Regions from separate parts of the Mus musculus genome. Here regions 1, 3, 4 and 5 are each linked to region 2. The links are chromatin loops, found by intact Hi-C in ENCODE. Cell type or tissue: gastrocnemius. All regions are shown on one strand. Region 1 holds the start of Vps35 (VPS35 retromer complex component). Region 2 overlaps Dhps (deoxyhypusine synthase). Region 3 overlaps 4921524J17Rik (RIKEN cDNA 4921524J17 gene). Region 4 overlaps Cks1brt (CDC28 protein kinase 1b, retrogene). Region 5 overlaps 4921524J17Rik (RIKEN cDNA 4921524J17 gene).

What was found. Peaks named below come from ENCODE experiments on the same cell type or tissue, not always from the same donor. Only the 100,000 strongest peaks of a DNase experiment are listed, where the experiment ranks them.
Region 1: a loop joins it to region 2, with 2.7 times the contacts of the local background. A loop is called at or near these places in 16 of 42 quality-filtered maps.
Region 3: a loop joins it to region 2, with 2.5 times the contacts of the local background. A loop is called at or near these places in 8 of 42 quality-filtered maps.
Region 4: a loop joins it to region 2, with 8 times the contacts of the local background. A loop is called at or near these places in 16 of 42 quality-filtered maps.
Region 5: it touches region 2 in a loop (2.3-fold over the local background); 7 of 42 quality-filtered maps call a loop at or near these places.

The regions. Positions count from the first base shown.
Region 1 is chr8:85,296,421-85,301,420 of GRCm38, forward strand. Vps35 (VPS35 retromer complex component) reads right to left here and starts at 3,097. Exons shown (of 17, transcript NM_022997.5): 1 at 3,035-3,097. The coding sequence starts at 3,037. Orc6 (origin recognition complex, subunit 6) reads left to right here and starts at 3,212. Exons shown (of 7, transcript NM_019716.2): 1 at 3,212-3,572; 2 at 4,689-4,818. The coding sequence starts at 3,508. In gastrocnemius, no CTCF peak of the experiment used is centred here; DNase peaks (open chromatin) are centred at 3,119, 3,454 and 3,947; H3K4me3 peaks cover 3,211 bases; H3K27ac peaks cover 2,099 bases.
Region 2 is chr8:85,073,408-85,078,407 of GRCm38, forward strand. Dhps (deoxyhypusine synthase) reads left to right here. Exons shown (of 9, transcript NM_001039514.1): 3 at 1-9; 4 at 96-192; 5 at 274-360; 6 at 805-910; 7 at 986-1,089; 8 at 1,327-1,452; 9 at 1,527-1,754. The coding sequence ends at 1,622. It overlaps Wdr83 (WD repeat domain containing 83), which reads right to left. Exons shown (of 9, transcript NM_026399.2): 6 at 2,810-2,877; 7 at 2,617-2,725; 8 at 2,416-2,530; 9 at 1,628-1,936. The coding sequence ends at 1,787. Among named protein-coding and RNA genes, the nearest start is that of Dhps, 4.2 kb to the left of the region's middle. In gastrocnemius, a CTCF peak has its summit at 2,856; DNase peaks (open chromatin) are centred at 2,848 and 3,787; H3K27ac peaks cover 849 bases.
Region 3 is chr8:85,412,448-85,417,447 of GRCm38, forward strand. The region is part of intron 2 of 4921524J17Rik (RIKEN cDNA 4921524J17 gene); the gene reads right to left. Among named protein-coding and RNA genes, the nearest start is that of 4921524J17Rik, 18 kb to the right of the region's middle. In gastrocnemius, no CTCF peak of the experiment used is centred here; no DNase peak of the experiment used is centred here; H3K27ac peaks cover 1,512 bases.
Region 4 is chr8:85,169,003-85,174,002 of GRCm38, forward strand. Cks1brt (CDC28 protein kinase 1b, retrogene) reads left to right here. Exons shown (of 2, transcript NM_001037922.3): 2 at 2,322-4,620. The coding sequence starts at 2,518. The coding sequence ends at 2,808. Among named protein-coding and RNA genes, the nearest start is that of Gm33296, 12 kb to the left of the region's middle. In gastrocnemius, a CTCF peak has its summit at 2,492 (motif pointing left); a DNase peak (open chromatin) is centred at 2,516.
Region 5 is chr8:85,405,489-85,410,488 of GRCm38, forward strand. It overlaps 4921524J17Rik (RIKEN cDNA 4921524J17 gene), which reads right to left. Exons shown (of 4, transcript NM_025722.3): 4 at 3,271-4,402. The coding sequence ends at 4,284. Among named protein-coding and RNA genes, the nearest start is that of 4921524J17Rik, 25 kb to the right of the region's middle. In gastrocnemius, a CTCF peak has its summit at 2,764 (motif pointing left); a DNase peak (open chromatin) is centred at 2,815.

The DNA.
Region 1 (5,000 bases), 220 kb after region 2:
AAAAGTACCTCTCTGCATAATGTTAGAAAAAGTAGAAGGATTTACACATAAACATGAAAAAAGGTCATGTTTCATATCTAAGACAAGTATAAGATTAAATAACAACAACAAAAATCCACTTCTGAAATACAATGGTTCATAAAAATTAAAAGCTTTGTCTTGGCTTCACTTCAGATAAAGAGAAAAACTGAGTAGAGAGCAATGCCGTGTGCTGTTTTTGCATAAAATAGTAAGATGAGTTTCCTACAACTATTTCTTTTCAAAAATCATAAAGGACTGAAGGGATAACCTGAACTCAATTCTTAGTGAGCTCAATTCTTACTATCCACACACTGGGTGGTTGGAAACCAACATAACTTCAGCTCCAGGGAAGCCAACACCATTGGCCTCTACAAGCACCTGCAGTCACATGCTCATACAAATGAACACACACATGTAATTAAAATCTTTTAATGAAAAATGCTTATTTTAATTATAAATTAATTAAAAAACAAGTATCTTAAGAAACGTTAATTTATATAGGAGAAATATTAGCATACACTCCCAATGTCCGTCAGCTAAGCAGTTCTACCCTTTTCTCTAACTTTTATTACTCTAAGTACCTTATATACATAGAACTACACAGCATTTTCCCTTTTGTATCTGGCTTATCTAGGATTATGTCCAAGATTCATCTGTATGAAAGCGTTTATCAGAATTTCTCTCTTTTTAAAGACTGTGTAATATCCCAGTATCTGTATATACTTGTGTGTGTATGTGTGTGTGTGTGTGTGTGTGTGTATACATTTATTGATTCACTCAATATAGACATATGGATTGTTTCCAGCGCTGGCTACTATGTGGAAATAACCTATAAATGGGCTATAAGCAATCACAAATTTTTGGTACAGACTAGAAAAATAAAAAAGCACACAAAGTTATGAATATGCACAGCACTCAGTAACGAGCGCTTCATAAATGTCAGCTATTATTATATCCAGTTTGAGAGTATTTACCTCTACTGGTTATAGGGACCTGTTTGTTGGTTAGTTTTCCCACTTATAAGTTGCATGTGCAATATGACAATACAACATAAATTGTAAAATAAACAGAATCATCATGTTGATGAATATAGTATTTAAACCTGATGAGAAAGCACAAATCAATACTTCAAGGAGAACTGAGGGTAACAAGAAAACAGGAAATTTAAAATAATTTAGGTTGGGGAGTTTGTGTCTAGCAGGCTGAAGGCCTTGGGTTCAATCCCCAAGACTGCAGAAAAGACAAAGTTAACCGTCTGGATCCCATACACACACTAACTTAGCAATACCCCAGAAATCCGATGACGGAGCACACCATGAACATTAAATGGCAAAATTCTTTCTTTGTGCAGAATTTCTGCCCATTCTCCTCAAAATCTGTTTGCATTACCTCCAAAGCTCCTAACACAACCTCTTTCCCACCAGGAGCCCAAAGAACTATAGCAGAATGTTTCAAAAGCACATCTCTGCCATTTATTTCTATCTGGTGCCTAGCACATTCTATAAAATTGAAAGTACACCAGATGTTTGGTTAGTGCTGGACTCAGGATTTTTAGGAGTACAGTACCAGTGATATCAACACTTGCTTCCAGATGCAAAAGTGAGACTTAAAGGCTAACTACCTACTCAAATCATAAAATTGCCTATGACAGAACTGATACCCAGGTTCCATTTTCCAATAAAATTCACAGGGAAAACTGGTCCAATCTGGTTCCCCAGGCACATAAATATAATTTATAGTGTATCCTCAAATGCTTTGTATTATAAAACACTATGTCAACCAGTAAGTGTTGAAAAACAAAAAAGTTAAACTTCACACCAGTCATGTGCCAAATCTCAATTGTACAAAGTTCCGAGGGGGGAAAACATCTTGTAAGGCAATATATTATATTAAATATACATCAAATATTTATCAAATTACGGGAACAAACGCTCAGAACTCAGCCAGCCAGAACCAAAGATGACATAAATACCAAGCTGATCGGAGTCTAGCAAGATCATCATAAAGGTCCATTCCAAAAAAAAGGAAAAAAAAAATCAACAAAAAGATTTAATGCTGGTTTTTCCTATTAACACACTTAAAGTGAAGTATGTGCAGTGGCACATAGAATTATCAATACAAAGAATGAATATTGAAATTAAAAAAAAAGGACATAAGCATAGCACATCCAAAACCACTACCTGTTCATACTACAGCAAATGCTCGTATAACGCAAGTGACAACTTGCCCTGTGGAAAACAGGATCCGAATTTTGCGGAAGTTCCTGTTTATAAGGCTAGTGCCACAAAGCATCACGACATGCTATCGTCGCGGAGAAACCTTTGAATGACTGCTTCCAGCAAGTGAGTTAGAATCCTCAGAGAGCAAATGCGAAACGGAGACCTGTCTCCTATCTGATGGTTGGGCTCAATGAAAAGAAAGCAGGAGTCCTTCGGGAAACTCACGTGAGCAGGTCCCTAGAATTCGCTGACAGGCGCTGCAAGATGAAGGGGGCTCTGCGGCCACGGAAGGCCGGGAGACCACTGCGCCCCCCCCCCAAGGATATTTCCAGCAGAGAAAAGGCAATGGGACCCCCGAGGACAGCTGAGTACAAAGCTGGAAATGCACCATCTGGGCGCGACCCAGCTACGGCGCCAGCTCAGAAGCTCGGGGGCTCCTCACTGTCCCAACTCCGCACAGACCCGGGAGTCCGACTCTCAGAGGGAAGGTGGCCGTTCCGTACAAGAGTCTGACGCAGGCCTCCACCGACACCCAGAACCTGCAGCCCGCGACACCCCTAAGGGAGGCTCCTGGTCTCGGGGTAACGACCAAATTCTGCGCCACCGCCCACCGCAGCCCACCGCAGCCTAACGCGGCCTTCCTCAGCCCGTGCCAAGCCCGCAGGCCCAGCCTGGACCGGACCGGCCTCGATCGAAATGCAGGGCCTCCTACTCCGCCAGCAAGGCTCCTGTCCGCCGAAGGAAAACGTGGACTGCGACTCGGCAACCCAGGCCCACCGCTTCCCCTCACTCACCATGGCGACTCCGGGGACCACAAGCAGCAGCGCCTACCCCGCCGGAGCCGCCCGCCGTCAGGTGACCGAGCCTTGCGAGCCCCGCCCTCTCTAGCCCCGCCCTTGGATAGAAGCGGCTTTTCGATTGGCCCACTTAAAATCTCGCGTAGTTTGGGGAGAATGGGCAGCCGGCGGTGTATAGTGGACGGGGCGGGGCGAGAATAGTACAACGCTGCGGCGAACTAGGGACAGCAGGAAGGGAAGCCTTAGTTAAGGAGATCCGCGGCCGAGGAAGGGCAGCGAGAGAACCTTCTGCGCGTCCACTTCGCCTGGGCCCGCGCCTCATCGTGTGCACATGCGTAGAAGGATGACCAGGATTGGTGTGTGGAACGGTCTCAACCTCTGGTCGCAACCAATCTGGACGCGCCGGGGGTGGGTCTTAACCCTCTGACAATCTGCGCGCGCATTGCTCTTGGCGCGCATTTCTTCCAGCGATGGAGTCGGAGCTGGTACGCCGCCTCGCCCCGCGTCTCGGCCTTGCGGAGCCGAGTGTACTGAGGTGAGTGTGGCCGTGTGTGCGGGTAGACGTCCCAGACTGCGGCCCTGGGTCCTCCCAAGGCAGCGTCGGATGAGGGACTGGCGATGAGGGAATGACCGCACACTGGTCTGGGCGAGACTCGGGCCCAACATCAAGAAAAACTGTTGTTGGCTTGTAGAAGATGGTTTGAGAGGACGTATATAGTCGTCCTTGAAGCACTCTAGCTCTGTTGGATACACTGTGGTCGGAAAAGCCGGGGAGGACCTCTTGTCATTCCTTCAGACTCGATAATCTTGATAAGCCAGCCTTGCAGGGCAGACCCTGTGCAAATCACTATAGATGGCAAGAGAAAGGTAGATTATGGTACAGAGTGAAGAGCTGAAGTGATGAGCAGGGCGTAAGAATTCCAGAAAAGGCCGGGCGTGGTGGCGCACGCCTTTAATCCCAGCACTTGGGAGGCAGAGGCAGGCGGATTTCTAAGTTCGAGGCGAGCCTGGTCTACAAAGTGAGTTCCAGGACAGCCAGAGCTATACAGAGAAACCCTGTATCGAAAAATCGAAAAAAAAAAATTCCAGAAAGGGCCCAGTGGCGTTGGGGCTGATTTATTAAATAGTGGCACGCATGGGAAAATATGGTAAGAGTGGCCCAAATAGCTTCCATTTTCCGAAGCCCTTGAGATTAGGAGGGTCATTGTAGGATCTGTCTTAGGAAATAAAGCTACAGCAGGCAAGTGTGTAGAAAGTTCGTAGGTCTATTCCCAGGGCTACTGACCGGAAATACAATGGGACCCAGAACTATTTTCACAAGCCGCCGAAACTGAGACCCAATCAGTCATTAAGGAAGAGAAAGGGATTTAATTTACTCTAATCTGCCTGAACCAATTCTTTATACTTGTTGAAATAATGTAAGAAGGAAAGGTAATGTCCAAGGAACACGCTTGGACACAGCTAAGTCTGGAGTCATTTTGGTTCTATGTAAAGAACTTCCACCTCTCCAAAGGATGTGCTTTCTAGGCCCCAAATGAACTTGCACAGTAGTTAGGTGGTGTGCAAGTCCACCATGCTGAATTCAGTTCTTTGCCTAAGTGTTGACAAAGTTCTGCAGCAGTTTTAGTGACCATACTGCCTTTATAACCAGGAAAGCAGAGGAGTTCCTGCGGCTGTCTAAGGTGAAGTGTGTCAGTCTGTCTGCACGTAGCTCAGAAACCAGCAATGCTGTCATATGCCTGGACCTTGCAGCTTCCTGTAGGAAGTGCCCCTTGGATAGAGTAAGTTGGCTCCAAAGGACATTTGAGTGATCTGATGTGACCCTGAGGTTTCTTTGTTTTAATCTTCTTGTTGGCGGCTCCGTTTCTTTTTTATTATTACGGTTATATGTAAGTACACTGTAGCTGTCCTCAGACACTCCAGAAGAGGGCGTCAGATCTCATTATGTTTGGTTGTGAGTCAC
Region 2 (5,000 bases):
GATCAACAGGTGAGGGAGGCTTTGAGTAGTGGTCGGGGCGGGGAAGCTGGGCAGAGGATCCCCGTGACCCATGCCCGCATGGCTCCCATTTCCAGGATTGGAAACCTGCTGGTGCCGAATGACAATTACTGCAAGTTTGAGGACTGGCTCATGCCCATTCTGGACCAGATGGTGCTGGAGCAGAACACAGAGGTGGGGCTGGAAGGGCTCGGGGACCTGCATAGTAAGAGTCAGAAGACATATGAGCTAATACGATATTCTCTCCCATGATAGGGTGTGAAGTGGACACCTTCCAAGATGATCTCCCGGCTTGGGAAGGAGATCAACAACCCAGACTCTGTGTATTATTGGGCCCATAAGGTGGGTTGGGTGGGGACGGTATTCCCAGGCTTTGGCTTGTACTGACTTTGTCTTTGTAGCTACCTGAGCGTCTCTATAATTATTCTTGGTCTCCCCAAATTAGACGAGGTGTATCACTTGATGGCAAGGTTCTCCTAGTTATGCCCCTACACTCCCGGGATTTAGTGTAGTACCCTAGAAGTCAGTGGGGCCTGACCCAGGGTACTGTGCACCCAGGGACAGTGCAGCACAAGAGTCTGGAAGTGACAAGCCAGTGCTCAGTGTGCCAGCACCTTCAAGCCATGTGTGGTTTTCCTCACTCTGCCTCCACATGTAGAACAGAGGGGTCATGTCCAGCAGAGAAATTGAGTGGCCTACACAGGTTGGGAGGGACGCCACTGGGTTGGGGGTCAGGGTTTTCCTGGGGTGTGAGCTGTAGCTGCTGACTGGTCTTGTCTCCACCAGAACCACATCCCTGTGCTGAGTCCAGCACTCACAGATGGCTCACTGGGTGACATGATCTTCTTCCATTCCTATAAAAACCCAGGCTTGGTCCTGGACATTGTTGAAGGTGAGGTGCTAAGGCCCGGGGAGGAGGGGGAGGAAAGCCCGCCGAGGTCAAGGCCTGACCTCTGCCCTCTCACAGACCTGCGACTCATCAACACGCAGGCCATTTTCGCCAAGCGCTCTGGGATGATCATCCTGGGTGGAGGTGTGGTCAAGCACCACATTGCCAACGCTAACCTCATGGTGAGTGCAGTGGCCTGTGACCGTCCCCACTGTGTTATATGGTGGCTGTGGGGTGAAGGGGAATGGATCGGAGGCATGGAATAGTGCTGTAGTGGGAGCAGAGGTAGGTGTGGTCTCCTGCGGATGGTTTGTGGCAGCCTCAGGCACTGATGGGCCCTTCCTAAAAGCTCTCTAGGCCTTCCTCTGCATCATACCCAGCCTTCTACGGCTTCTGACGAGGGCTTCCTCTACCCACAGAGGAATGGAGCAGACTACGCTGTTTATATCAACACAGCCCAGGAGTTTGATGGCTCAGACTCCGGAGCCCGGCCAGATGAGGCTGTCTCTTGGGGCAAGATCCGGATGGACGCACAGCCAGTAAAGGTAGATGGTGGCAGGGCAGGGTGCAGGGTCCGTGGGCTGCCCATGGCTCCAGGGCTCACTGAGGTCTTCTGCAGGTCTATGCTGATGCTTCTCTGGTTTTCCCCTTGCTGGTGGCTGAGACATTCGCCCAAAAGGCAGATGCCTTCAGAGCTGAGAAGAATGAAGACTAAGAAGATTGGTAAAGACTGAGGCTTTTTGCCACACCTTTATTTATTACTTTACATGCCAGCCCCTCCCTAGGCCCACTCCTTGGTCAGCAGCATCTCTAGAATAAATGGCCCTTTGGTTGGGTTTTCTGAGTCAGTCTGCATCCTTGGTGTCAGGTCCGTAAGCCTCAGCCTGCTCCACCCTCTGCCTCATAGGTCTCTTCTCGCCAGTACTGGATGCTGCCTCCCATGGCAGTCAGTAGGCAGGGTTCCGTGGGATGGTAAGCCAGTGACTGTACCACATTAGAACCCACAGGCAGGGCCAGTGCCAAGGCACCCTAAGGAATGAGTGGTGGGGAACTATTACTATCAGTCGGTCTCCTTGAGATCTTGCCTGAAGTCCTCAGTCAGCTTGTCCCTGACTTTCTGTTGGTACTGAGAATGCTAGGCAAACCCTGCCACTGAGCCACACCCTTGGCCTAGAGACTGCTAGCCTTGGGTATAGAAAGCACCTAGCTCAGCCTTCCTTGTGACCCACCTGGAACCAGCTACAGCCACCACCTTCTCCAAGTCCTTTAGCATATGCTATTCCCCTTGCTTCAAATATCTTTCCTGCTTTCCCCTCATCCATCCTTCATATTTCAGCTTAAGAAACGGAGGCAGGATGAATTCAAGCCCAGCCTGGGCTACAAAGTGAGACACACCCCTCTACCCTCTGCCAGAGGTTCCTGCACAAATACCTGTCATTATTGCTCTTTTCAAGCTTGGGAAACACCCAGCTGATGCCCTTGGCAAGGAGCACAAGGGGAAGGCTCACCTCTACCAGGTCCCAGAAGAACACTTTCCCGTCTTCAGAGCAGCTGACCACATGTGTGTCGCGCTCACTCAGGCAGCAGTCCAGCTTGTACTGCTGGTTCTTATGGCCAACATACCTAGGAGTGGGGGTGGGGAGGATCAGAGGGGCTTGTTGCACCCCAGAAGTGGGGAGAGGGGGAAGGGCCAACCACTGGAGACTCACTCGCCCAGCAGCTCCCCTGTGTCTTTATCTAGAAGCCGCAGAGTAGAGTCCAGGCTGGATATCAGAGTGCACTGCCCGTCCCGGCTGAAGCAGGTGCAGGTGATAGGGCCTTAGAGAGCGAGGCAGGCAGGTAAACCTGGGTACTCTTGTCTGTCCCACCACTTGCCCTGACTGTCCCACTGTCCACACTCACTGCCCACGTAGTCTGAGGAGACCTGTCCCATCCTTAGGTCATAGCGCCTCACGCGGCCATCCACAGAGCTGCAAGAAAGAGTAGATCCAGCCTAAAGCACTGACCTTTTTTTGCTCCAGGGCAGCCTGTGTGCCTTGGAATCCCTGGCCTTCTAGGAAAATGTGAGCAAGGCAATGATGCTCTTCTGCTGTGTGACTCAGTCTCGGGACAGTTTGGTCCCACTCAGAGCTATGCTCTCTCTTCCAACCTCTCAGAGCTTTCTAGATCCTGTACCTCCTGACTGGTACAGCAGTCAACTCTACCTGTACCTGGGTTCTACATCTGCACATCTGACCAACTACACATTTTATAAAGATTTTATTATCTGTTTTTTTCCTCTGTATAGCCCTAGCTGATATGGAAATCACGCAGTAGATCAGGCTGGCCTCTTAGCATGCACAGGCCCTGAGTTCCATACTCAGCATCTCAAGCAAGCAAACAAACCAAAACCATGTAGCAGAATGGGCAGCCTAACATTTGCTGTCTCTGGTAGATCCTGAAGTCAGCCTACTACAGATACCAAGGCAACTGTATTCTCCGAGTGCGACTCCTTCCCCACCCACAGCACTACCACCATCTTATTTTGTGTGTATGAAGGCTTTGCCTGGAATGCCCAATCCTTAATGCCCCTAAGCAGCTTTCTCCTTTTTTGAGGCAGGATCTCAAGAGTCCTGACTGGTCGAATACTCACTCTGACTGAGTTTGTCCTTGAGCCTCTCATGCTAAGGATTATAGGTGTGTCTGTCCTACCACACCTGCCTCACCAGGAACTTTGAAAGCACAACCTCAGCAATGCCAGTCTTCCCCTCAAAGAAATATGGCCTTTCACCACTCTCAGAAAAATAGATGTCCAAATGTCTCTTGCAGGCCTCTAGACTCTGTTGTGCCTGAGTTCCTTCAGTAGCTCTCATCGGCAGCTGCAGCAGCTAGCCACTAGGTGGCGCTAGTCCACCTAAGCTTGCTCTCACCAGGCCTTCACTGCCACCAGTCCTCCCTCCCATTTCTGCTGTCTCACAGCTCAACTTTTGTCCCTAATGTGACTAGATTCATTGTACTTAATTTCTTTTTCTTTCTTCCTTCTTGTCTTTTGTTTTTGTTTTTGAGACAGGGTTTCTCTGTGTGGCCTTGGTTGTTTTTAATTTCACTGTCAAGACCTCTGCCTGCTTCTGCTTCTGCTTCCTGAGCGCTAGGATTAAAGGCACATGCCACTACTGCCTAACTGTAGATAGGCTGGCCTTTAACTCTTGGACACCCCCCCCCCCAGCCCCCCGGGTCTTCTCATTGCTGGGAAGCTGCCATAGCTGGCACTCAGTGATTTTTGTGTGTGTTTGTGTGTTTTGAGACACGGTATCTATTTAGTTCTAGCTGGAACTTGTTATATAGACCAGAATGGCCTGGAACTCACAAAGATCCACTTGCCTTTGCCTCCCAAGAACTGGGATTAAAGGCGCAAGCCACCATGCCTGCCTGGCTCATGGTTGCATTTATTTATGTAAATTTTATTATTTTTTGGGTTTTTATCTCGTACATGAATATTTTATCTGCATGTATGTGTATGTATATGAATCATGTGTGTGTCTGGTTCCCTGAGGAGGCCAAAGAAGGGTGTTAGATTCTCTAGACCTGGAGTTACAGATGGTTGTGAGTCACCATGTGGGTGCTGAGAATCAAACCTGGGTTTTCTACAAGAGCAACAAGTACTCTAAGCCATAGACAGTCTTTCCAGCCCTCATGGTTGCAGTTACTGACTGTCCTACTAGGCAGGACAGACTAGAAACTGCAGCTCTTTCAGTGGAAGAGGTTACACAATTTCTACCATTAAGTAACCTATGCTGGCTGCTGGTGAGATGGCTCAGTGGGTAAGAGCACCCGACTGCTCTTCCAAAGGTCCGGAGTTCAAATCCCAGCAACCATATGGTGGCTCACAACCATCCGTAACAAGATCTGACTCCCTCTTCTGGAGTGTCTGAAGACAGCTACAGTGTACTTACATATAATAAATAAATAAATCTTAAAAAAAAAAAAAAAGTAACCTATGCTGAACCAGGAAGATCTAGAAACGTCCAAGTAGGTAATATCAGAAGTTGGCCTTGAAGATGAGGGTAGCTACAGGTGCAGCCAAGGAGAGAAATACAAAGGCCATTGTTTTTGC
Region 3 (5,000 bases), 340 kb after region 2:
CTATTAAGTTAGGGAAAGTCTTTTAAGAGAAAACAACTGTCTTCACTTGGTAACTTAACTACTCCACAACAACCTTTCTGCTTTTGCCATCACGTTTCCAAGTTTAACACAGTGAAAACACATGGAGGGTGGGGTGGACCCACTGCTTCCTGCCCCTGACCTGAATTACAAAGTGAACTAAGTATGTCAAATGGGTAGAAGCAAAACTAGCCTGAGGCATAACAGGGGTTACAATAAAAATCAACCACAGAGCACCCATATAACATATTCTAAAAACACAGAAAATAAGAAATTTTTACCTAACCCACAAAGAAGGGAATCATTGATATAACAGAACTGTATTCCATAAATTGAGTAAACAATCCAGGAACTTTATTAATATAGTGATTTCACTCTGTAAGAAGCCACTCCCCCTATGCCAAACAAATCAAAACATTAAATTAAAATAATTTTTTTTACTTCAATATACATCTAACTTCAAAAACCAGAAAACTAATTTCCCAAATACCTAAAACTACAATGGTAACAGGGGAAAGATGGAGACTTCAGGACCAGTCTGAGCTATACAGTGAGACTATCTTTAAGAGCGGGGGGGCGGGGGGGGAAGATTGCACAGTGGCACATGCCCTCAGGAAGGAGAGGCAGGTGGATCTCTATGAGTTTGAGGCTACCCTGGTCTACATAGAGTTTCAGAACAGCTAGAGCTACATAAAGAGACCCTGTCTCAAAGAAAGGGGCAGCATAAGTCAGTATTAATTTCTTCTACATGTCATTGTAGAACAGCTTATCCTAGACCTAAGACTCAAGGATACTGGATTACATAAGAATAACACGAATATTCTATTATTCCAGACTGCAAAACGTCACCAAATATAATTAAGGACTTATTGAAAGATGTAGGATCTAATTGAAGAGGATTCTAATGACCATAATAGGACAATCTGAATACAAACTAAAACATTAAATATCCTAAAACCACAGTATATCACATTAAAAGCTCAAGCTACTGAGCCATATACATATGTACTGTATATGACTATATAAGCCACTGTGTGTAACCATTTGTACTGTATATGACTATATAAGCCTCTGTGTGTAACCATTTGGTGCCTCTCTATGACAGAGAGGAGACTTATTTGTTACAATGTCTATGGCCTTATCTTAGGCTTGTTCCCATCAAGCTTGTAACTCAAGTATCCTGCGTATACTAAAACTGAGTTCTGCCACATGGCTGGTTACCTCTCCTGAGTTTCATACATCCAACATTCTCTGCATCTGAGTAGCAAATCTCCTGCGCCTGTCTCTCTCCCAGAGTTCCTATCTCTTCCCAGAACTTCCACCTTCTACTTCCTGACTTTTCTAATAGGACATAAGCTTTTTATTTTAACCAATCAGTGGGTGCTTCAGGCAGGCAAACAACAGAGGCACAGGTTCACACAGTGCTTATAAACATTATGCCTATATGCCTATATATATGCGTAATATACATATGTGATATATACATACATAAAAATAATACTAAAGAACCTGATTTTATTTTTCTATCTGGAAGACATCATTTGGTAGCTGAAGAGCAGACAAAGAGAACGTCTTCATCTTTAAGTTATTAAACCTACTAAATAAATAAGTGCTAGAACAAGAGTGTTACCAATTTCTAACTTGCAATGAATTAAACATCAACAGCTGCTAACATCACTAAATGACAGACATGAAGTACCGATTGTAGTCAGGTAAAAAATAAAAACAAAGAAGCTAGTCTCACGGCTTTTGGTTGTTTATCTTAAGTAAAAGCTCATGATCTTGTTGTCTTCATAGCAGTCAGCTTAGAACTGGGCCAAGGGCTCATTCTCCTTTTATAGCCTCCCAGTTCTAATGCTCACATCTCTCCACAGCCAGAGTTCTCTTAGGTCTGCAGTTGGGCTCAACACACTCAAGTACCAGCACGACCATCTTTGTAATTTTAGCCTTCTTAGGGAAAATAGGCTTAGTCTGGCCGCTCTAGACACACTGTCTCCTGCCACACACCACTTTCCTGGGCACACCAAGAGTTCCTGCCCCTCCTGCACTGTCACTTTGCAGAAAGTCTGGCAGGGCTAAAGAATGTTTACCATGTTTGCAGTAGCAGTATCAGCCCTGAAAGCCAGTTTCATCATTTTAAAATCCAACTTTCAACTTATAAAAAACAGATCACTTAAGGAATGTGTTAGCCTACATCACTAGGATACAAGCACAGTGTGAAGGGTTTCTGTTCAGTAACTGTCAAAGCAAACTAGGAGTGTGGAGAAGCAGAAGGTAAGCATCAACTGATATGGTGGTCTGAATGAAGATGGCCCTTACAGACTCATAGGGAGTGGCATTATTGGAGGAAGAATGTCACTGGGGGTGGGCTTTAAGGTTTCAGAAGCTACAGCCAGTCCCAGTGTCTCTCCCTTCCTGCTGCCTGCCAATCCAGAATGTAGAACTCTCAGCTCCCACTGCCATGCTTCCTGCCATGATGATAATGGATCAAACCTCTGAAACTGTAAGCCAGCCCTAATTAAATGTTTTCCTTATTAAAAATTGCTGTTGTCATGGTGTCTCTTCACAGCAACTGAAACACTAGGACAGTTAAACATTCACTATTAAAAATTATCATTAATGTTTTATAATAGTACAGTGTTTTAAAGGCTTTTCTTTTTTCTTTTTTTCTTTTTTGTTTTTTCTTTCTCTTTTTTGAGACAGGGTTTCTCTGGGTAGCCATGGCTGTCCTGGAACTCACTCTGTAGACCAGGCTGGCCTCGAACTCAGAAATCCACCTGCCTCTGCCTCCCAAGGGCTGGGATTAAAGGTGTGCGCCACCACTGCCCGGCCCAAAGGTTTTTCTTTTAGGGATTTGAGAGACAACTTAGTAAAGCACTTATCACACAAGCATCAAGACTCAAATTTGATTCCCACCACCCATAGAAGATATGGGCATGGCGCATGTTCTTGTAATCCCAACACTGGGAAAGTGGCAGCAGGCTGATCCTTAAGCTTGCTAGCCAGGTATCCTACTACAATCAGAAAGACACAGGTCCTATTTAAATTATTCTGACTCGTAAAACAAAACTATTAATTCTAGATCCCGTGCCCTATAGTTTGCCCTGTTCTTGCCCTCCCTGGCCCAGTGACGTCTCACACACACACACACACACACACACACACACACACACACACACACACACACACACACACACCCAGTCTGTCTCCAGGACGAAGACCTGAGAAACACCTTCTGTGATGAGCAGTCAGGCCAGGGCTGGTGCGTAAGTTTACGTTCCTGTCTACTGCCTGCTTCCATGTCCTTTCCATATCGGCCACACCAGAGCAGGCTCAGTACCCTGATGGTGGCTATCAGCACGAAGCTCCCCTTTGAACCTGAGGGGCTGCTAGAGTTCCTGTGAAGGATGAGCCCCACAAGCTCCTCTTTACAAATCTGCTTGCACTGACACAGTTCCCAAAGAACTAGAGGATGGCTCCTGGGAGCATTTGTACGCACATGCAAATACCCACATACTGACACACATACATACACATAAACTTTTAAAATCTTTTTTAAGAGAAAAAAAAAAAGCCCAAATCAAAAATATACAAAGACACCATCATTACGATATTACATAAAATAAAAACAAAACAGAAAAGTGTTGGTGGAGCCGGGCGTGGTGGCGCACGCCTTTAATCCCAGCACTCGGGAGGCAGAGGCAGGCGGATTTCTGAGTTCGAGGCCAGCCTGGTCTACAAAGTGAGCTCCAGGACAGCCAGGGCTATACAGAGAAACCCTGTCTCGAAAAACCAAAAAAAAAAAAAAAAAAAAGAAAAGTGTTGGTGGGAACATGAAAAACTTGAGAGCTTTTAGGCATTACTTAGTAGAAACATAAAATAGTCCAGTCCTGTGTATTATAATAGTTTCTAAAAAGAATTACCAGCTGGGCGTGGTGGCGAACGCCTTTAATCCCAGCACTTGGGAGGCAGAGGCAGGCCGATTTCTGAGTTCAAGGCCAGCCTGGTCTACAGAGTGAGTTCCAGGACAGCCAGGGCTACATAGAGAAACCCTGTCTCGAAAAACCAAAAAAAAAAAAAAAAAAAGAGTTACCAAATGATACGTGCACACACACTCACATACATACATTCATTCATTCTCTCTCTCTCTTTCTCTCTCTCTCACTCACACACACACACAGACACACAACCACACATATAGGCACACACACAGACATGAACTATAGATAAACTTAACCATGTGATTCTTAGGCAGACTGTGGAGCTGCAGACAAAAGAAGCCCTAGTTAAACAGAGACTAACGGGCCATTCTGGTGACAGTTTGGAAGACCAAGCTCAGCTCATGAGTTTTCAGAGGAGAGCAAGGACTCTCTACTGGGAACTAGTTACAAGCCATGTTTGTTAAATTGTGGCAAAGAATCTGGCTACATTCTATTCCTATATTGAGATGCTGAGCAAGACTGAATTCAAGAGTAATTAATTAGTTTCTCAAGGAAATTTCAGCAGGGTAATGTTCAGCCTATGGAAGTTTCTGTTCTACAGGAGAGCGAGCAAATGAAGATTAGTGTGGCTTCAAGGCTTCAATGCTCCCCAGCCCGGCTCCACTTCCCATCCACTGTTTCTCGACCTCACGCTCCTACTTCCACGCCTTCCTTGTCCTGATGGACTGGACTTCTTAAGCTAAACCACAACACATTCTTATCTCTTAATGCTTCCTGTCAAATATATTGTTACAGCAACAAGAAAAGTAACTAATACGGTGCCAGAAAATGAAGAAACCACCAATGAATCTGCAGCGCACCTATGGTAGAACAGTTATTCGGTTTTTGGTGTGTGTGGGGATATTGTTTGGGTTTGTATTTGTGTTTGTTTGAAGACAGGGTCATTATGTAGCCCTAGCTGTCCTGGAATTCAAAGAAATCCACCTGCCTCTGCCTCTCCAGTGCAGGGATTAAAAGCACCACACATCGCCTCAGAGATAT
Region 4 (5,000 bases), 96 kb after region 2:
AAAAAACCCAAAGCCAAATCCCCCCATACAAGCAAACAAACAAACAAGCCTACTGTCTTACACTGGACTGCCGAAGATTCTTCCTCTGGCACTGCAAAGCCTTGTATTATCTCAGGACTCTCATATAATCACATATTACAACAAATGCAAGCAGAGCTTACCACTGCAACTAATGAATCATACAATAATTATGATACAAAAAGTACAACTCTCCCTAATTGGGGTCATTGATCAGGGGGTCTTCCTTACAACCTTTAAAACTACAATGGAGCCAGGCAGTGGTGGCGCACGCCTTTAATCCCAGCACTTGGGAGGCAGAGGCAGGCGGATTTCTGAGTTTGAGGCCAGCCTGGTCTACAAAGTGAGTTCCAGGACAGCTAGGGCTACACAGAGAAACCCTGTCTCGAACTCATCCCCTACCCCCAATAAAACTCCAAAACCAAAACCAAAAACCAAAAACCAAGACCAAATAAACAAACAAATAAACAAAAACTACAATGGATCAATGGCCCTTTCAAGGGGGAAAAATTAAAACAGGCCCAATTTCTAGTACAAGAACAATTGCAACTAAAACATACAGAGCCCTAAGTTAGTTTTTGGAACTCTGCTTCTTACAGAATTCATAAAAATTCAAAACATAAAGTTTGACTGTTACATGATCTTAGAGGCATAAATGTTACTATGAAACAGTGGAGACCTTCAGCCAGGGCTCCCTGCTCCTACTATAATGCTTTAAGGACATTCCATTATTATATTTGACTTAAAAAACTGTTTTTCTCTATTCCTTTACATCTTGATGGTAAGGAGTGTTTTGCATCTCTGTTCCTATTTTAAATAACCAACAGCTAATGAATAGATAGCAATAGAAGGTTTTACCACCGGGGATGAAGACTAGCCCCATTAAATGTTAATATTATGTACATAAGGCCCAGACACCACTGCTGATGGATTGAATTTCCTGAGGTATTGGTTACTCTCCATATAAAGCTCATCCCACCAGCTTTAAATGAAAGCTTAACTTTCACTGTAAGTGCCTAAAAGAACAAAATTTAATCATGGCTCCTGATAAAGTGCAGAGCAACCACTTTGTAGATTTAGGATCTCTTCCTACTCAACAAGAATGTTTGTCATCCACCTTTCAGCTTAAAACTAAAACTTCCCAAACTGTGTACCTTCAATTCTTTATAAACATTTTTGGGTCGTGTCATTTTGGTACATTCTTATCTGTGGGTCACTACTAAGAATGTGGCTCTACTCTTTAAGCTGCTTTCTGGAGACTGTTGGTTAAATTCTATATATATAAAAAATAACACCTGAAGCAAAGCGGGTTCTTAGATATTGCTGCTCGTAAGCAGCAGCCCACAAGATTAACCCCTCACTTTCTTTTTTTTAAAAATTTATTTATTTATTATATGTAAGTACACTGTAGCTGTCTTCAGACACTCCAGAAGATAGCATCAGATTTCGTTACAAAGGGTTGTGAGCCACCATGTAGTTGCTGGGATTTGGTTGCTCAGGACCTTTGGAAGAGCAGTCGGTGCTCTTAACCACTGAGCCATCTCACCAGCCCCCAGCCCCTTACTCTCTTTTCAGTTACTTAACCCCCCTTGCTCTTGTCTCCCATTGCAATTACATATCAAGAAGGTAATGGTATCATAGAAATGTATGCATGCTACAGTTCTCCACAATGTTCTGTAAGCTCTAATTTACAAGAAGTTAGATTTAATAATGATGAGGAAGATGCATTTTTAAAAAACTTGCTGGTCAAGAGCCTATGAAAATCATTATGCTGCTAAGTAAAATGCAGGTTGATTACTTGTGCCATACTGATAATAATTAGCAGGTAGCATTAGCATGTTATTTGGGATCTATAGATAATCATTATCCAAGAGATCCCCCTTTAAAATTTTTTTGAAGATACCTCATGGGTCTTGCCTAAAATTACATCTAAACCTCCTATAGAGATTGCTCTTAATGATTTTACAGATGGCTCTTCAAAAGAACAGGAGCATATGTTTTATGTACAAATTCCACACATTCCTCAAAAAGATTATACCCACCCCTTGTACAGTTGTTGTACAGTTCAACAGTTTGAACTCAACGCAGTCAATCAGATGTTATTAGATATTTCCCAACCATTGAATATTTTAACTGACTCTCCATATTGTGTTCAAACTGTTTCTCTTTTAGAAGCTGCAAGACTTGAACGCAGTAGCACTAGTAATGTTATTTTCCAGTTCTTTCTCTCCCTTCGGACGTCTGTATGACCAGGACCTCAATTCTTTTTTACACTCCTATTTGTGCTCATTCTAATTCACCAGGTCCATTCACATTCGCCAGTGCTCAGGGATGTGCCTGCTGCCTCCCCACCTCTAGTACCTTCTTTTCAAGCCACTGAAAAACATATCATGAACTGCTTCTTCAAAACGCAAGACCTTTACCTCGAGAGCAGGCCCAGCAAACTATCAGCACATTGCCATCTGCTGGCAGAAATAATCCTCAGCGGTTAAAAATCAAATGCCGGCGTGCTGCTGGGAGTTGTCTGGAGGCCAGAGGCGCGGGGCAATCATGTCCCACAAACAAATCTATTATTCGGACAAATACGACGACGAGGAGTTCGAGTACCGGCATGTCATGTTGCCCAAGGACATAGACAAGTTGGTCCCTAAAACCCATTTGATGTCTGAATCTGAATGGAGGAAGCTCGGCGTTCAGCAGAGTCAGGGATGGGTCCACTATATGATCCATGAACCAGAACTTCACATCTTACTGTTCCAGTGGCCACTGCCCAAGAAGCCAAAGAAATGAAGCCAGCGAACCGCCTTCCGGCCTCGAGCTTTCCACAGCTGTCCTCACTCCCTACCATCTTTCTGATCGTGTGACTGACAATGTTGCTTTCTTATTTCTCACTTTGATATGTAAAGGATACACTGTTTGAATGTGCTGGTATCTGCTTTGCTTCTGGAGTTGAGCCACCAGTGCCAGCCACAGCCCTGTCAGATGAGTGTGACCTCAAAGCCCTCGTGTGCTTGGGATCCAGCAGGCCATATTAGTCATTTGGCAGAAGCATGTGAAATCTAGATCATGGCTGTTACAGGGATGGTGTGAATTTGCTGTTGTGGCTTTTACTATTGGGTATTATATTTATGATGACTTATGGATTTATGTTTCAATGTATTGGAAACTTTGCATTTTATCTGACAGATCTCTTCCATGTTACAAGCCTTGATTAAAGGAAGTTTTTTATAACCTTAAAAACAAAACAAAACAAACAAACAAACAAAAAATCAAATGCCATTTGGCAAACATTACTCATATTGCAGAATTTGGAGGCTTCAAATATGTTCATATAACAGTTGATACTTTTTCTAATGTGACTGTTTTGCTCACAGGGGTGAAACAATCTTGGATACCATAAGTTATTTACTATACATCTCTCCTTTCTAGAACTCCCACAACAAATAAAAACTGATAATGACTCCCACTTAAACTAACACTTTTGAGAAATTTGCAGTTTATGAATATTAGTCATGTTTCTTGAATCCCTTACCATCCAAAGGTCAAGCTATTGTGGAACTACACCATCAAATACTTAAACATCAAATTTTGAAAAGAAAAGCATGTGTACACCTACCTAAATCCCCACATTTTATTTTACATTTAGCAATGTTAACTTAAAACATGTTCACTTTCAAGGATAATGCTTCCGATACTCAAAAGTGTTTTTCCCTAAAGGATACTCAGCCTAAAGTATGTTAAGAGGAAGGATCTACAGATTAATCAATGGAAAGGGCCTGATGTTCTTTTAACCCCAGGGAAAGCTACGCTTGTGTCTTTTCAGAAAATGATGTCACAGGTGGCTCCTGCATTGATGAAATGTCTAAAGATAGATGACATACTCATCAAGAGAAGACACCCCAAGAGGAAGAACAAGCCGATGACTCCGGGAGACAATAAGACCCTAACTCATCTATGGAGAGTTTGGGGAAATGGCAAGAATACAATACTACTGACCCCAGTATGTTGCTGTTACGTTTACTGATCGTATTACACGTTAACTCTCAGCTCATCAATGCAGGGTCCACATGTCTTTTGTCAGGGGGGAATAAAATGCATAACTGTAACAGGAGGCAGTATGGTAGTGTCTTGCCATGCTAAATATTGTTTTTATCTTTCAGAACCAGTAGCGTGGATTAAAGATGGCATGCAGCCTGGTCTACAGAGCAAGTTCCAGGACAGCCAGGGCTACACAGAGAAACCCTTTCTTGAAAAACAGAGCACGGGGGCCGGGGGAGAAATAAATTAATCCTTTACATTTGTAATTTGAAAAGGAGTTTCAAATGTAGTCACGCCTTAAGCTTTGGTTGTGATAATTGTCACATGGAAACGTTTCCAAAATTGTAATGTGCTTACACATGTCAAAATAAAACCGTGTGGGGCCAGAAGTTTGAACCTGTCTGGCTAACTACATCATGAGGAACCAGATTTCTTTCTTCCACTGGTGGAGAGTTCCTCTGCTGGCCTTCGCCTTTGCAGGGAACCTCTGACCTTCCTGGGATACTTGTGCATTGTGCTTCATTTCCCATGCATACAGAATTAAATTACGGCTTTTGAATTGTCTTTCTGTTAAAGCAAGCGACATCAATTCAGAAGTGGTGTCCACTTAGAACTTGTCTTTCAGCAATCAAGCCAGGCAAGGGTGTCTGTCCTGAACTTCCCCCTCGTTGCTTCCTACAGGTAGGAAGTGAGATGCTGCAGTGAGCATGGCCTGCTCACAGGACTAGAACTCACAGCATACTTCCTGCCTCTGCATGCCTATGGGTCTGTCTGGTCTCTCTCTAGCCACAAGGTTTCAAGTGGAGCCCAGTCTGACCTCCAAGTCATAATCCTGCTGCCTCAGCTTCCAGGAGGTAAAATTACAACTGTGCCATAAGTGTGCCTTGTCTACAATCTGTATTTCTGTGTATGGGGGTGGAAGATGGGGGTCTTTCTAGATAGTC
Region 5 (5,000 bases), 330 kb after region 2:
AATGGGTAGAAATTTCCACCTACATGGGACAAAAGGTGTTTGATCATATATCAAGGAGCCCTGGCTCCTGTCAAAGTTACCACCTACACAGCCCCCACAGGAGAGGCATGTGGTTGTCACATAGACAATGGCATTCTGGCTAGACTCCTCCCCACGGTTACCTAGCAACAAGATAGCAGCCCACTTTAAGCTTTCTTACTCTCTAACTCTCCTCTCTCCCCCTTCCCATCTCTCTCTAAGCTTTCACCTCTCTTACTCTCTAGCCTTCTCTCTCTCTCTCTCTCTCTCTCTCTCTCTCCTCTCTCTCCCCCACCCTTCTCTCCTTGTGGCCACAACTGGCCTCTCCCTCTCTCTTTCTACCTTCACTCTTTCTCCCTGCCTTTCTGCAATAAAGCTCTAAAACCATAGACTGTCTCTGATCATGAAGGCCCCCTGTGCTTGAACAATAGGATAGGCTCTTAATGGGCTAGGCTTTCTCTTAAAGAGCCATGTCTAACCTGCTGCCAGGAGGCCTTCCTATGTTGCAGCCACTGACCAGACTAAGGACTCTCGCCTGCGTGGGACTCCCACCCACACCTCTCTTCCTTTCCCCTCCAGGCTGAGTGCCACCCTGAGGCCCCCATCTGTTCTCAGCTCCTCCGCCGTATCCAGCGTGGGATGCTGAAGACTGAGAACCTGGTACCTGGGGCTGCCCCTTGTCCACCACCCGCCCTGTGGGGTCAGTGGCCTAACACAGCCAGATGCCCACCCGGGGCTGTGTGAAAAGCGTTCTGCAGTCCTCCCGTGTCCGCCTGCCCAGAGCACAGGAACTCTGGCAGGATGTGGGCACTCTCTCCTACTCTCCTTTTCCCCTACACCCACAGCCCTGCAATACTCTACTGGAGAAAACTGATATTTCCTTTCCCAAAAGGCATTAATTGCAAGTAGCTTCTTAATTTAGGGATGGAGCTGTGTCTACTACCCCTCTGAGAAGACATTTTAAGTGTTCTACTCGGAGGGCTAGTGAGACACTTGCTGTTTAACAACAGAATTTGGTTCCTATCATCCATATTGGGCAGCTCACAACCAACCACCTCTAACTCCAGACACACACACACACACACACACCACATACACACACACACACCACATACACACACAAATCTAAAAAAGGAAAAATAGAAGATTGTGTGATAACTTATATATAACACAGCTCAAGGCATCCTTACAGTGAAAAAATGGTTCATATTTAAAACCAATAAAGAACAAAATCAAGCCTCAAGCATTAAACTGCTCCCCAAAACATCTTAGAACACTGCGAGGCTGAATGGAGTAGGAGCTTGTCCTAGTTCGCCCGGATAAGGCATCATGATGATCAAAAGCAACGTGGGAAGAAAGGGTTTCTTTGGCTTACCAATCTTATGGAGGCATTGTCTCAGTTAAGAGTCTCTCTTCCCACTATAGCTAGGACCATGTCTGGTTAACAAAAATCAATGAGCACAGAGGTCAAACATACAAACCTGTTGTTTGGCCTGCTTCCCAATTTACTTTAATATTGCTTACATTTGAATATTTTTAACACACCTAATTTTTAAATTATCTTTAAGAGATCTTGAATAGCCAGGTGGTGGTGGCACACACCTTTAATCTAGCATTCAGGAGACAGAGGCAGGCCTGGTCTACAGAGCTAGTCCCAGGAGAGCCAAGGCTACACAAAGAAACAAAACAGATTTTAATAATCATATATGGATAATAACACAGAAAAAGTTTGGGATTAAGTAATTAAGGTACAATCTGACCCAAGAACATTTGCTAACAAGTGACATTTCAACACCAGAGACAGTGTTCTGAGATTCAACACCTAGGCAAATTAAATTACTTAACTTTTTAATGACAACTGGAATTAAATCAACAGGAGAACAGTGTTTAGAGAAATTGCAAACAGGGGAAGCAGAATTTAATTGGCTAACTGCCCCCCCTGCATCGCTCAATAAAAAGAAAAGTTGAAATAACTTCACACTTTAATAGTATCTGAAGTAAAATTTCCCCATGGCAAGCTCAACTGTCACCGTTTAATGACAGTCAATGAAATTTTAACTTGACTTTTCTCTAAAAATGTTGGGTTGTTTTGTTTTTGTTTTTTTTTTTTGGGGGGGGGGAGGTCGAGACAGTGTTTCTCTGTATAGCCCTGGCTATCCTGGAACTCACTTTGTAGACCAGGCTGGCCTTGAACTCTGCCTCTGACTCCTGAGTGCTGGGACTAAAGGCGTGCGTGCCACCGCGCCCAGCTAAAAAAGTTGTTTTAAGTGGATAAATTCTGATGTCAGTAATTCTTTATAGAGATGAGTATTATTCTAGGGCTGTGATTTACTGACACAGAAACAGGTTCTCATATAGTAGCCATTTTAAACATTTTTTGGCTAAGAAATCTAAAGGCTTTTATGTTTCAGAGATTAAAAAAAACAAACAAACAAACAACAACAAAAGTTTTATTAGGAGTTTCAAATGCATATACCTGCTATCCTAAGTAGATGAGGAAAGTTATGTAGGCAAAAAAAAAAAAAAAAAAAAAAAAATCCTATGACTTTCAGACCAGCCTGAGATATATGCGATATACATTGGGAGATGTTACACAACGAGAACTCATCACTCGTGAGACACTGGTGAGGAACAAGGGAAAGAAGGGGAACAAAAAGAACGGGGGGGGGGGGGGGTGAAGGGAATTCTTAAAACCCTACACCTTGTCTACAGTGTCTCTAAAGCTCCCTCTGCTGGACACCGAATAAAGGGAGGAAAAAATGTAGACCCACCAGGAAATGACAGATGAAACTGAAACTGTGGTCATTCAAGTAAGAGGTCCCCTCCATAAGTCTTGGGCAGTTCAGTACTTGGCCCCCAGTGGGTGACTGTTTAGGGACAACTAGGAGGTGCAGCCTTGCTGGAGGAAGTGTGTCACAGGGAACCTTGGGCTCTGTGTGTGGGTTGAGATGTAGGCTGTCAGTTGCCGCTCCAGCATGCTCCGTACTGTCCCACTCCATCAGCATGGATGGTCTCACCCTCTGGAACTATAAGCCCCAAATAAACTTTCCTTCTACAAAGGTCGCCTTGGTCTGTGATATATTACTGCAGCAGCAGTAAAGTAACTACCATGTAACTCATACATATGTACTTTTTGCTTTGTTTTTGTTTTAGGAGTCAGGGTTTCTTTGTGCAGCCCTGGCTGTTCTGGGATTAAAGGAGAGTTGCTAACACATGTGAAGAGGGTTAATCACCACACTGGTATGCCAAAGGGCGAGTATAAGGAATGATGATTTAATACTGCAAAAACTGGCTGAAACACTTTACAAACTTCACTAGGACAAAAAGCTACACCACACTACTTAATCTACTCGCTTTCAATATTAAGGTTTATTTTTTTCCAGGATGAAGTAACAATTTAAATAATTACCAGAATTATGTATAAATGAACATTCAGACAAAAAAAAATCACTGTTCACAAGTAGCTAAGAAATATTTTGCAATTTATATAATAAATATATCTGTGTTTAGGTTAACAGGCACCATCTTGATAACAGAAAAGTTTTTTTTAAAAACCAATAAATAAAACATTCAAGAAAACAAGGTGTTTATATCTGAAATATGATACAGCCTCAAATGCTTTTCTTCATATAGCACCCAAATTTCCAAACTGTCTAGAAAGTTTCTGAAAATATAACTCCTACTTAAATCATTAAAATAGCGCCCAAGAAAAAGGTCAATTAAAGACAGAATTTATAATCTATATTCGTAATTCTCCATTCAATAAAATATCAATTACCAATTTATTAAAAGTCAATGGATTGTATATATGCAATCTGTTAATGGTGAAAGCCTGAAATACATACATTTAAAAGTCACTCTCCTGACAGGACTTAAGACACTGCATCTCTGGTGCGAACCTGAAAACTAGCAAGCACGTCAGCTGCTCCAGCTGTGTGTTCCACCCGTACTCCTGTCCCTCCAATCGGGAAAGACCCATCCAGGTTCCGGGGCTTTTCTGGTCATTTTGTTTGTTTGTCTTTGTAAATACATTTAGTAATATCCCAACACAAAACACTGATAATGATCCTTGGTAAACAAGGAAATCCCAGCAAAGTCTAACGCACAGCTTTGCTCCCAAAGCGTGGCAGCAGACTAGGAAACAGAGAAAGCAACCAAAGGCCCTCATTCACACAGTCTGGTGCTCCTCAGAGTCCACGACTGCCTGAGGATCTGCTGATGCAATCCTGAAGAAAGTGGCAACCAACAGAGTTTGAAGACAAATATCAGAGAATAAGTCTTTGATTGATAATTTTTCTATTTATTTCTGCCAAGGCAACTGAAAACACGAAAGCCTTCTCATCAGAGAGGTTAGCATAGATGTCGATTTCCTTTTCCTGTTTTTCTGTGGAAAGAAAAGGGGAAAAGTTAAATACCAAGGTACCATTTTTTTTAAAAGTGGAAAAAAAAATAGGATTGTACCATAACATTTCCCGAAATTCATATCAAAAGAAAAAAATTAATAATTTGGCTTCTAGGGATGTAGTTCTGTGGAATAGTTGCCTAGCATGCGTAAGGTTCATGTTCCCGAACCAAGAACTGGGGGAACAATGGCTTTCTTAGGAGACAGCGGTCGTCTGCCTTGGTCTCCCAGTGCTGGGATCAGTGGCACATAGCACTACTGTCAGCAAAAAAATATTCTTACACAGAAAATATCTGAAAAATACTCACTGACAATAAATGCTTCCCTTTTCAAGTAAGAATAAAATTCCAGCGCTGCGAACGTAAAATGCATCTATGCCCAGCAATAGCCTTTCCTTCCCCAGCTGCCAGCAGACATTTCTTTAATCTCAATTCAAAAGCACCCCCTCCCATCATTTTCCAGCCTTTATTTCAACTGAAAACCAAGTTCTATTTTCTGACTAAGTAGAACTTTTTGTTTCTTCTCTGTGGACTTTTCTTGCCAGGTTTCTGTTCCAAAACAGTCTTTCAAATAAGATTTT